Regions from separate parts of the Homo sapiens genome. Here region 2 is linked to region 1. Evidence: read pairs that join two places in POLR2A ChIA-PET (ENCODE). Cell type or tissue: MCF 10A. All regions are shown on one strand. Links, peaks and the distances in the headings refer to the core of each region. The heading gives the core; the rest is flanking DNA.

The links. ChIA-PET counts read pairs that join two places held together with the same protein. Peaks named below come from ENCODE experiments on the same cell type or tissue, not always from the same donor. Only the 100,000 strongest peaks of a DNase experiment are listed, where the experiment ranks them.
Region 2: POLR2A ChIA-PET joins it to region 1 with 7 read pairs; 2 of 35 experiments call an interaction of 5 or more read pairs at or near these places.

What each region holds. Positions count from the first base shown.
Region 1 is chr9:117,761,316-117,766,382 of GRCh38, reverse strand. LOC105376244 (a long non-coding RNA gene) reads right to left here. Exons shown (of 3, transcript XR_007061907.1): 1 at 4,934-5,067. Among named protein-coding and RNA genes, the nearest start is that of TLR4, 59 kb to the right of the region's middle. RefSeq lists an enhancer at 2,322-3,521. In MCF 10A, for the core only: no CTCF peak of the experiment used is centred there; a DNase peak (open chromatin) is centred at 2,932.
Region 2 is chr9:118,304,779-118,309,845 of GRCh38, reverse strand. No RefSeq gene overlaps it. Among named protein-coding and RNA genes, the nearest start is that of LINC02578, 370 kb to the left of the region's middle. In MCF 10A, for the core only: no CTCF peak of the experiment used is centred there; no DNase peak of the experiment used is centred there.

The DNA.
Region 1 (5,067 bases), core at 694-4,693:
TGTATGTGGCAATTCTACCTACTGTACCAAAATATTTGCTCAATAAATATCCTCATAGCATAGATAAGAAACAATTATAGTTAACACACCAATTTATACTATGCATGTGGATATTTCTAAAGTACAGACAAGTAATTTTTGCTATTAAGCTGTTTATCATAGCTTGCCCCACAGTCATTTTGTTTGTTTTTGAGATGGAGTCTCACTTCATCACCCAGGCTGGAGTGCAGTGGTGACATCCCGGCTCACTGTAGCCTTTGTCTCCTGAGTTCAAGAGATTCTCCTGCCTCAGCTTCCCAAGTAGCTGACACTACAGGCTCGTGCCACCATGCCTGGCTAATTTTTGTATTTTTTTTTTTAAATAGAGTCTGGGTTTTACCATGTTGGCCTGGCTGGTCTCGAACTCCTGTCCCCAGGTGATCCTCTCACCTCGGCCTCCCAAAGTGCTGGGATTACAGATGTGAGCCATCACGTCTGGCCCTCACAATTATTTTTAATGCTATATAGTTTACTAAATAAAACTCTTTTACTAAGATCTGTAAAAGCTTAGTTTAGCCAGCAAGCTATACTGTACAAGTTGACCACAATTATGGATCAATGTTCAATCGAATGTTAGAATAAAATTTCTCTTTAAAGAGGTGACATGTTGATCTGCCATTACTGGTTAACATCATAACTTGAAGTGGTTTGCTAAATATCATCAAGTCCTTAGGAACAGAAAATACAAGGATAGATGATGTTTCTTGGGGAGGATGGGTGGAACATAAAAGCTACCTAGAGAAGGTCAAGTGGTTGGTAAGGGGAGCTTGTGATGGCGTTGATCGTCTAACGTGGAATAGGAATGGATAAGAGGAATTAGCTCTGGGAACAGAACTACATGATGGGCAAAGGGGCCCACTGAGTTTCTTTCACATATTCAACAAAATTTTTGAGCATATACAACATAGCAGTATGTATGTTTAAGCAATAGCATCTGCGTATAGCAATAGCAAATGTGAAAAGCAGAGTCCTTGCCTCTAGAGATTATGTGCAGTGCACTATCTCTAAAGGTGTGTGACCCCCCCACCCAGCATCATCAGTACCACCTGGGAACTTTTCAGAAATGTGAATTCTTGAAATCCACCCCAGACCTACTGAATCAGAAGCACCGGGGTGGGACCCTCTAATCTATGTCTTTAGGAGATTTTTAGAACCACTGGTCTAATGGAAGGGGTTCTATAACTTCTGTTCCCCAAAGCTATCCTGCCACAGAAAGTGTGAGAGGGAAATAGCTTAAAATGGCAGGAAAGTTATTGATAAACCTCCTTGATTCCTGCGTGTCTCTTTGCCTATGCAAGTCATTTGGTATATCTGTGATGTTGCCTGGTGCGTGGAGTTCCAAACTTTCCTGCTCACCAGAATTACTAAAGAGTTGTCTATTCATTCATTTACTCATTCATTTGTTCATTCATTTTTTTTTTTTCTTTGAGGTGGGTCTCTTTCTGTCACCCGGGCTGGAGTGCAGTGGCGCGATCTCGGCTCACTGCAAACTCCGCCTCCTGAGTTCAAGTGATTCTCCTGCCTTAGCCTCCCGAGTAGCTGGGACTACAGGCTTATGCCACCACACCTGCCTACTTTTTGTATTTTTACTAGAGACAGGGTTTCACCATGTTGGCCAGGCTGGTCTCGAACTCCTGACCTCAGGTGATCAGCCCACCTCGGCCTCCCAAAATTCTGGGATTATAGGCATGAGCCACTGCACCTGGCCTCATTTATTCATCCTACAAATATCTGGGAAACATTGACATTAGGCATTCATATAGGCATAAAGATTCAGTTGCAAAAAAGACAAGCATTATCTTTGCTGTTAAGGAGTTCAGAATCGAAATGGGATGTCAGAATATAAACAATAACATAAAATAATCATAAAAATTACAAAAGCAAAGAAAGTATTATAAGACAGTCTCTATGTGTTGTATTGGTCAGGGGTGCAACTTAGTCAGAGTCAGGAGGTACCTCTCTGAAGAAGTGATATTGAAGCTGAAGGATGAATAGACATTACCTGAGAAGAGAGACCAGCCTTAGCAAAGTTCTAGAGAAAGACAAAACGTCACTGTGTTCAGGGAACTAAAAAGGGCAAGCATGAGTAGAGTGAAGAGAACAAAGGAAAAGTTATTCTTGTTTGAGATTGAAATGGTATAGGTTGTTAGAGACCAAAGCCAGGTAGCTTGGGAGGACACAAAGAACAGGGAAAGGCGAAGACTCAATTCAAGTTAAGATGGTCACTATGGCCTCAAAAAAAAAAAAAAATGGATGAGAGCAGAGCAATGAAGGCTGAACCAGTTAGGATGATCTGCTGCTGTACCCCAAGTAAGTATCCAAGTGATCGATACTGGCATGATGGGGGTAGGGGAGTGTCAGGTAATGCAATAACATACAAAGCAGGGATCACTCCATTTAGAATGGGTTGTCACTCCCAGGAATGGCTTCCAAGCTATTAGGACCCAGAGATAACCCTGGACTTGGCAACTAGGTAGAGAGAAGGGGTATTCACCTATGTAAGTGACCTTAGGCAAGTCCTTGCTCGAAATCTCTCCTCCTTTCTGCCACCAATCCACTCTTACCCCTTAGTTTCTTCTTCCTAAGTGTTGCACTCCCACTCTTCTTTTAAAGTGCACATGCCCCGAGGAATTAAAGCTCTGAACAGTCTTTGAGAACGCTGAGCACATCAGTTCCTTCCTGAGAGAGGAGGGTTACAAGGTTCCTTGGTTACAAGGCTAATGCTCTGCTGTGACCCTGGTTTTCCTCTAACCCAGGTCAGGACAGGGATGTGATGTGACTGACACTTTTTACCCCACACATGGCCTCTGGTGACTGAAGGTTGACACTTTCACCAGCCCTCCCCCCAGGGTGCCCCGTCATCTCTCCTCCAAAGCTGACAGCACATTGGCATTGCTGACAAATGACTCATTTCCAGCCACATAAAATGGCTTCAATCTTCTTTTTTGAAGTCTCACAGATTACCTCCTCCGCCTCCTGCTTTTCTGACAACTTCGCTCCAGCAGTGCATTATGTTAAAAACCACACTTATTATGCCAGAGTGGGTCTGGCACGATTAGAGTTCAGTTTTTATAACAGATGTGGATATGCCTGTAATGACCTGCTTGGCTCAATGCTCCTGCAGGCCTGTGACCTGCACAGCTAGTGTCACAGGACCCAGTGTCCTCCCTGCAGAAATCCCATCTCCAGAGGGAGAAGAGACTGTCCCTCCTTCTGCACTCTTTTAATTCTATTTGAATGTGGGGTGCCACCATGAACTGTCACCCAAGTCAGAAACCAAGGTGTTCATTCAGATTTCTTCCCCACCTTTATCCCTCTTAGCCAGCCACTAAGTTTCCTTCTTTCTTTTGCTTTGGCATCTCTCCAAAGGCCCACTCGCATGCTCCTGGATCACACTACCATCACCCTTCTTTTAGAATATTGAACAATCCTCCATCCATATCTCTGCCTCCAGTCCTGCCCTTCCAAAACAGGCTCCAAAGTAATGGTTCTAAAATGCAGAATTATTCATCTACACTCACTGCTCTCAATCCTTTAATAGCATCTCACGACCTTGGGAGAAAGGCTTCAGCTTAGAATTCAAAGTTCTCTCTAAAGGCCTCTCCTGCTTCTTTACTCCAGACCACCTTCACCCAAAATCTGTTATGCAAGTAGGTATCAAACTATTTGGAGGTTCCCTCGTACACCCTACTCCTGGGTTCCTTTATAGCTTTGCTTAAGCTTGTTCTTACCTGGAATGCCTGGTTTTCCTTTTTCTTTGCCTCACTAATACCTTCTCATTCTGCAGGGCTTATTTCACCTCCAGGTAATCTTTCATGAAATGCCCTCCTCAAAGGTATTACGAGCCCCTTTTTGATACTAAAAGAGTCTATGTTCCCCTCTATCCTGCCATGAATCTCATTAATATATTGGTTCTTTTACTTGTCTTCTGTCCCACTGAACTATGTGCTCTTTGAAGGCGCAAGTGGTGCCTTAGGCAACTCAGCACACCCAGAGACATATAGAGCAAAAGGTAATTGACTATGGAACTCATCCTTCCAGCCTGCAGTTCAGCTTTGATGATGGTTAGTGTGTGCATCGTGGTCCTCCATACATGACACATTTTAGCATCTGCCAGCCCATTTAATCTTCACAACAAACCTATAAGGAAGTCATTTTAACTGATTTTACAGATGAGAAAACTGAGCCTCAGGGAGGTGGAATAACTTGCTTGTTTTCATGCAGCTAGGCAGAAGACAGTGCAGTACTGGCTGAGGGACATCTACATGGATTTGGGTAGGAAAACATAACTATAGAGCTAAGCCATGAAGGATTAGAAAGAATTTGTCAGTTGGAGTAGAGTGGGGTGAGTGGGAAGGTTATTCCAAGAAAACAAAAAGTGTATTTCTAAATATCGACATCATCATGACAAAAGCACAGAGCTATGAGGGAGAGATGCGGTTACAAATAAAGTCCTAGTCTGAATACATTTCTACCAATTGCTAGCTGTGTGATCTGGAAGAGTTGCCTAACCTCAGATTTTTCTTATATAAAATGAGAATAATAAAAGCTCCAAAGCCCTTAGATTAATATGCAGATACAATTAAATACATGTGTATTATGTATTATATAACTCTGTGTGTGTGTGTGTGTGTGTGTGTGTGTGTGTGTGTGTGTGTGTGTGTATCTTCCTAAGAAAATACTCTGACAAGCAGCAATGGCTCAATACATGTTAGCTATTTCTAGTAATGCTATTCCAATTATCTACTGTTATGAAAGAAACTACTCCAAAGCATAATATTATCAAATAACCATTGTTTTGTGCATCACAAGACCTCAGCTAGAAGAGTTGTCTCCAACCTATGCAGCATGAACTGGAGCACCCACTTCCTGGATGACTTCTTCACTCACTCACCTGGTGCTCATGGGCTGGGTTGTCATCTGTGTAGGAAAAAGGTGGTACTTGTCAGCCAGGTATCCAGCTCAGGCTGTTGACCAGGGTAGCAGCAAAGACCAGATTGATCAGGATGTTCTCTCCATGTGTCTCAG
Region 2 (5,067 bases), core at 692-4,691, 540 kb before region 1:
TCCTTAAGAATATAGTCAAGAATAAACAAAATGTAATATACATTTTGGAATGGAATATTATTCAGCCATTAACAAGGAATGAAATACTGATCCATGCTACAACATGATGAACTTTGAAAACATGTTATATGAAAGAAGCTAGACAAAAAATACCATGTATTGAATGATTTCATTTGTATGCAATATTCATAATAAGCAAATCCATAGAAAGTAGATTCCTCATTGTCAGGAAAAGAGGGGCGAGGGGAAGAAGGAATGTCTGCCAACGGGTATGAAGTTTCTTTTAAAAGTGATGAAAACCATCTGAAATTACATATTACTGATGTTTGCACAACCATGTGAGTATATTAAAAATCACTGAATTAAACACTTTAAGATGGAAAAATTTATAGTATGTAAGTTATATTTCAACTTATGAAATAAATATAGGCAAGACTGAGAACAGAATGAAATACAAATAAGCATTATCCTTTCATGCAGATACATATCAAAATTGTGCAATATTTTTAACTATTTCATTTAATTCTCATGACAAGCCTAAGAAGTAGGTATGTTATTACTCTCATTTTACAGACAAGCAATGAGAGGCACAGAGAGCTGAAATGGCTTGGCCCAGTGTCATTTTGGTCAGTGGCTGTGGCGGGGAATGAAGCCCGTTCTGTTGGACTCCAAAGTTAACACGCTGCTGGTCTACAGCCTCTTGCATAAGATCACCCTGTTTCCTTGCTAACCTGCAAATAAGATGTTAAAAAAGAAGCCAAATAGATGAACCTGATAAATATTTAACACCTTCTGTTTTCACAGCTCCCTTATGGCTAGAAATTGAATGTTTCACACCTGGGCCATGCTCCACAAGCAAGGCAGAAAGTGACTGCACATGCGCTCATAAGTGGAATGAAAGGGAGAGGAGCTGGGCGCTAGGATGCTGGCCCATTCTGGAGCTGGTGTCTGCAAACATGGTACCTCCCCAGTGTCTCAGACAGACTTCATGTTGTGTATGTTTCTCAGAATATCAAGGTTTATTGGGAGACATCGACCTTCAGTATCTGGAAATGGCCAGAGATGGTGCAAGCTCAAGTTTCAATAATCATTATTTCAAACATTTTATTTTTTTGAGAATGTATTACATGCCAGTAGCAGTGTAAAATTTTGACCATTCCATAGGCTATTCATAAAAACCCTATGGTGTAAGTACTTTTATGAACCTTATTTACGAGTAGTAATATTGATTACAAGGCTAATGATGATTGAACACTTACTATATTATTGGCAATGCACTATATGCCTTACATGTATCATCTAAATAAACAGTTCTGTGAGATTTAGAAAATTGAGACTCAGTTAAAAATATGTCCAAGTTTATATAGATCTTAGATGTTGGAGCTGGGATTTAGAAGGCAATTTGAATTTTCACAAGTTAAACGCACCTGTATAAGATGTGACTAACACTCAGCTCAGGAAATTGAATATAACCAACATCCCAGGAGGACCCTCATGCTGTCTCCTGGTCCTTTCTTTCCCTGACCCAAAGGTAACCACTATCTGGACTTCTATCACACTCAATTTGTTTTTTGTTTCTGTTTTTGAGCTTTACATATATGGTTTTTATACAATACGCAATTGTTTATAGCTGGGTGTTGTTGTTATTATTTAGATTTTTCAATGTTGTTGCATTTAGAAATAGTTTATTCATGGCATTGCTTAGTGTCCTGTTATATGAATCTACTGTACTTTATCCATTCTACCATTGCTATTTTTGTTGTGTTAAGGTTTAAAATATTTCTGCTGAATAAATATCCTTTTACGCCTTTTGGGAGTGCACAAATATATGCATTTCAGTTGGATATTCCTAAGAATGGAATTGCCATGTCATAGGGTGTTTATTTGAACAGCTTTAGCAAACACTGTTTGACAGTTTTTCAAAGTAATTGAAACAATGTACACTCTCATCAGCAGTGCAGGCAAGTTCTAATTTCTCTACATCTTTGCTAATATTTTGTATTGTATGTTCTTGTTATTTTTATTTTGGATATACTGGAGCCTGTGTAGTGATAACACTTTGTGATTTGGGTATGTATTTCCCTAACAACTAATGAGGTTGAATATGTTCTTCTTTTGAGATGCTTGTTTAAGTCTTTTTTTCCTATTTATCCGATAACTTCTCTTTATTTTTTCCTTAATATGTAGTTGGTTTTTATGCATCTGTTTGTACATTTAATGTTGTGCATTATACATTTTTATACATGTCGGTTATAGTTCAATTGAAAAATATTTTAGTAAAGGGAACAGTATGATTCCAAGGATTACATATTTAACCACTAAGTTGACATTTGTAGACTGTTTTGCATTTAATGTGCATATGTATTTCTTTCTTTCTCTGTTCTGCTTAATGTCTTCCCAAAATACTCAGCAAATAGAATGCATCATTATTTCCATTTTGAGATTAAAAAAGAAAGCTTAATGAGGCTCGTTCTCAGAGACAGTAAAGTGGTGGTGTCAGTCCTGGGAATCATATCTTCTAACTTCTATACTTATGTTCATCCACATTTAAAGTAAGCGCTCTCTCCTTGAGTGCTCCTTGGTGTATTCCTGTGTATGCGATCAGCTTTCTGAAACTTTTCCTTACTATTTAAATGTAATCAAGATTCATCTCATACTCCACCTTCTCCAAGAAGTATTTTTGGATATCTTCCTATTCTTGTCCAGAATTCTGTAACATCATTTACTTATATCACTGTTATGACTTATATTATTGGTTAGTTTTCATGCACGGATTCTCTAGCTTCATAAGTAGACCTTAAACACAGAGGTCATGTCTTCCATTGATTTGTTTACTCCATGGCAGTGGTTCAGGCAGCATTTATCTGCACATTTAACCAAACAAGAGGATAGAGCGTAACAATTCTTGTCTGCTGAAGTCATCATCCTTCTGGGATGGATTCACTGGCTCTGAATTATCTTGAAGTGAGTGTAGTTGGAAGATAAAATGGTGAAAAAAAAACCCCACTAGATGTAATGTGTGAAGACCTCGTTCTAATTACTAATTGTTGCGTGATCTTGGATGTATCACTTGCCCTCCCTGTACCCTACTTTCCTCATCTGCAAGTGAACAATTTACTAAAGGAAAAAGTTTGATTTCAGGAGTTACATATTTAGCCACTAAATTCAAATTTTGTAGACTGCTTTGCATTTAATGTGTGGTGTATATAAATATGTATTTCTCTGCTCTGCTTCATGTCTCCCCCAAGTATTTGGCAAATAGAATGCATCATTATTTCCATTACTGAGATGAGAAAATAAAGCTTAATGAGGTTAGTTCTCAAAGACTTACCTACTTATACTTCAAGATTAATGTGCAGGTCAAATGAGGTAGCATACATGAAACTCTTTGGAAGACTAGCCAGCAGTGAAAAATATTAGCAATCATTATTTTTCCAACAAACTATTTATCAGTATTAACTTCAGATGTTATCATACTAAGTGGCAGTAACACTCAAGGACTCAAGGATCAAAATTTCTATGTTTTTTTTTTAAGTTCTTCATGGTGAAATGTCAGATACGATGGCTGTCTGAGGAAGGTATTTGAGTGGCTTACCTGCTCTTGCTCACATCATATCCTATGGAGTTCAGCTGCCTTCTGACTATGGAAAAATCCAGCTGGGAGAAGCAGGAGATAGAGAAGTACATAGAAAGTATTACTGGATGTAAATTAAAGAACAATATAATATGGGGAGTAGAAATAATTAAGTTGATGGAAAAAAATGAAAGAAATATCAAGATTTAAAAATGCCTTATAGAACATCTAGTTGAGGCCCCCATTGAATGCTTATTTGGCCCCTTCAACAATTTGTCCCAGAAGAGCATTTGCAAATAACTTTCATTTCATTTTTGTATGCAAAAACCTGAGTTCATTTTGGACTTCATCCACACCAGCCTGTGTTTTCCTGGCTACTTCCCAAGGTGTCCCCTTGCCTCTTGATCTCAGCAGCAGTCCCCCAATAAATCAGAAGGAGGCTCTGACCTTCCCAACAGGATCCAGAACTTTGACTTCCCTTTTCCAATCTGTTACTTTAGATGCAGGACCAGAGTGAGGAAAGACAATCACAATCTCTGTTATTTGTAAGAACATTGCCTGTATTTGCTAATGTTTGCAAGCTGGGGACAGTCAGGGTTGCTGTTTAGAAACAATGGTCTGACATTGACTGGTCTCAGCAAACTGAGAGAGGGCACACTGCAAGACAGAATGAGATGGACAAGCCTCTCTCACTGCTTATACTGGAGTCCAGAAGGAACCAAAAGAAGAAAAGATCTTGGCAACTGCCAGCTCCCTGATCCTAACCTGTCTCGTTCATTGTTCCCTGTGCCAAGCTGAATGCCAGCTGGAAATGCCCCAATTACTGTGGTTGATCAAATACAAAAAATTTTTAGGCCAGAGTTTTCTATTTTTTTCTTTTCTCAGACTGCTGTGAAGTCAGCTGTGCTGCCTGTACAAATGTGACCTACAGGCCTTTATGTGCCAGATGTGAACAGATGTGCACTTAGCACGAATTCTTTATGCCAGCTACTAGTTAGTGGAGCAGCTGATTAAAAGAGACAAGATAGAAAGAAGCAAATGTGACTGCATAACTGGCTAGCACAGCAATATAGACTTGCAAGCTAAGCAAAGGTCGAAAATCCAGGTAAAATGGGACCAAGCTTGAAAAAGGAAGGTCAAGGGAAAATAACCAAAGATAGAATATAAAATAGGATTGGAGAAGGATGAGAAAAACTTTCTTTTCTGAAACTTTATAGACTTCAGAAGATGCCTGTAAACTCAAACTTTACAAATTTAGCAGTATGCATGTGCATACATATATATTTATTTAAAGGTATATTTATTTAAAGGCATTAGTAATATTAGATGATTTCAGTGGGCTAAGAAACCCTGGGTTAACTTTCATCAAGAAACATAAAGCACAAACAAAAAGCCATCTATTTGACATTACAGTTCATTCAACCAATACTTATTTGGGGACTTGCTAATTAAGGGTTTATACTGGATCATGGAGAAAGTAAAAAGATAAAAAG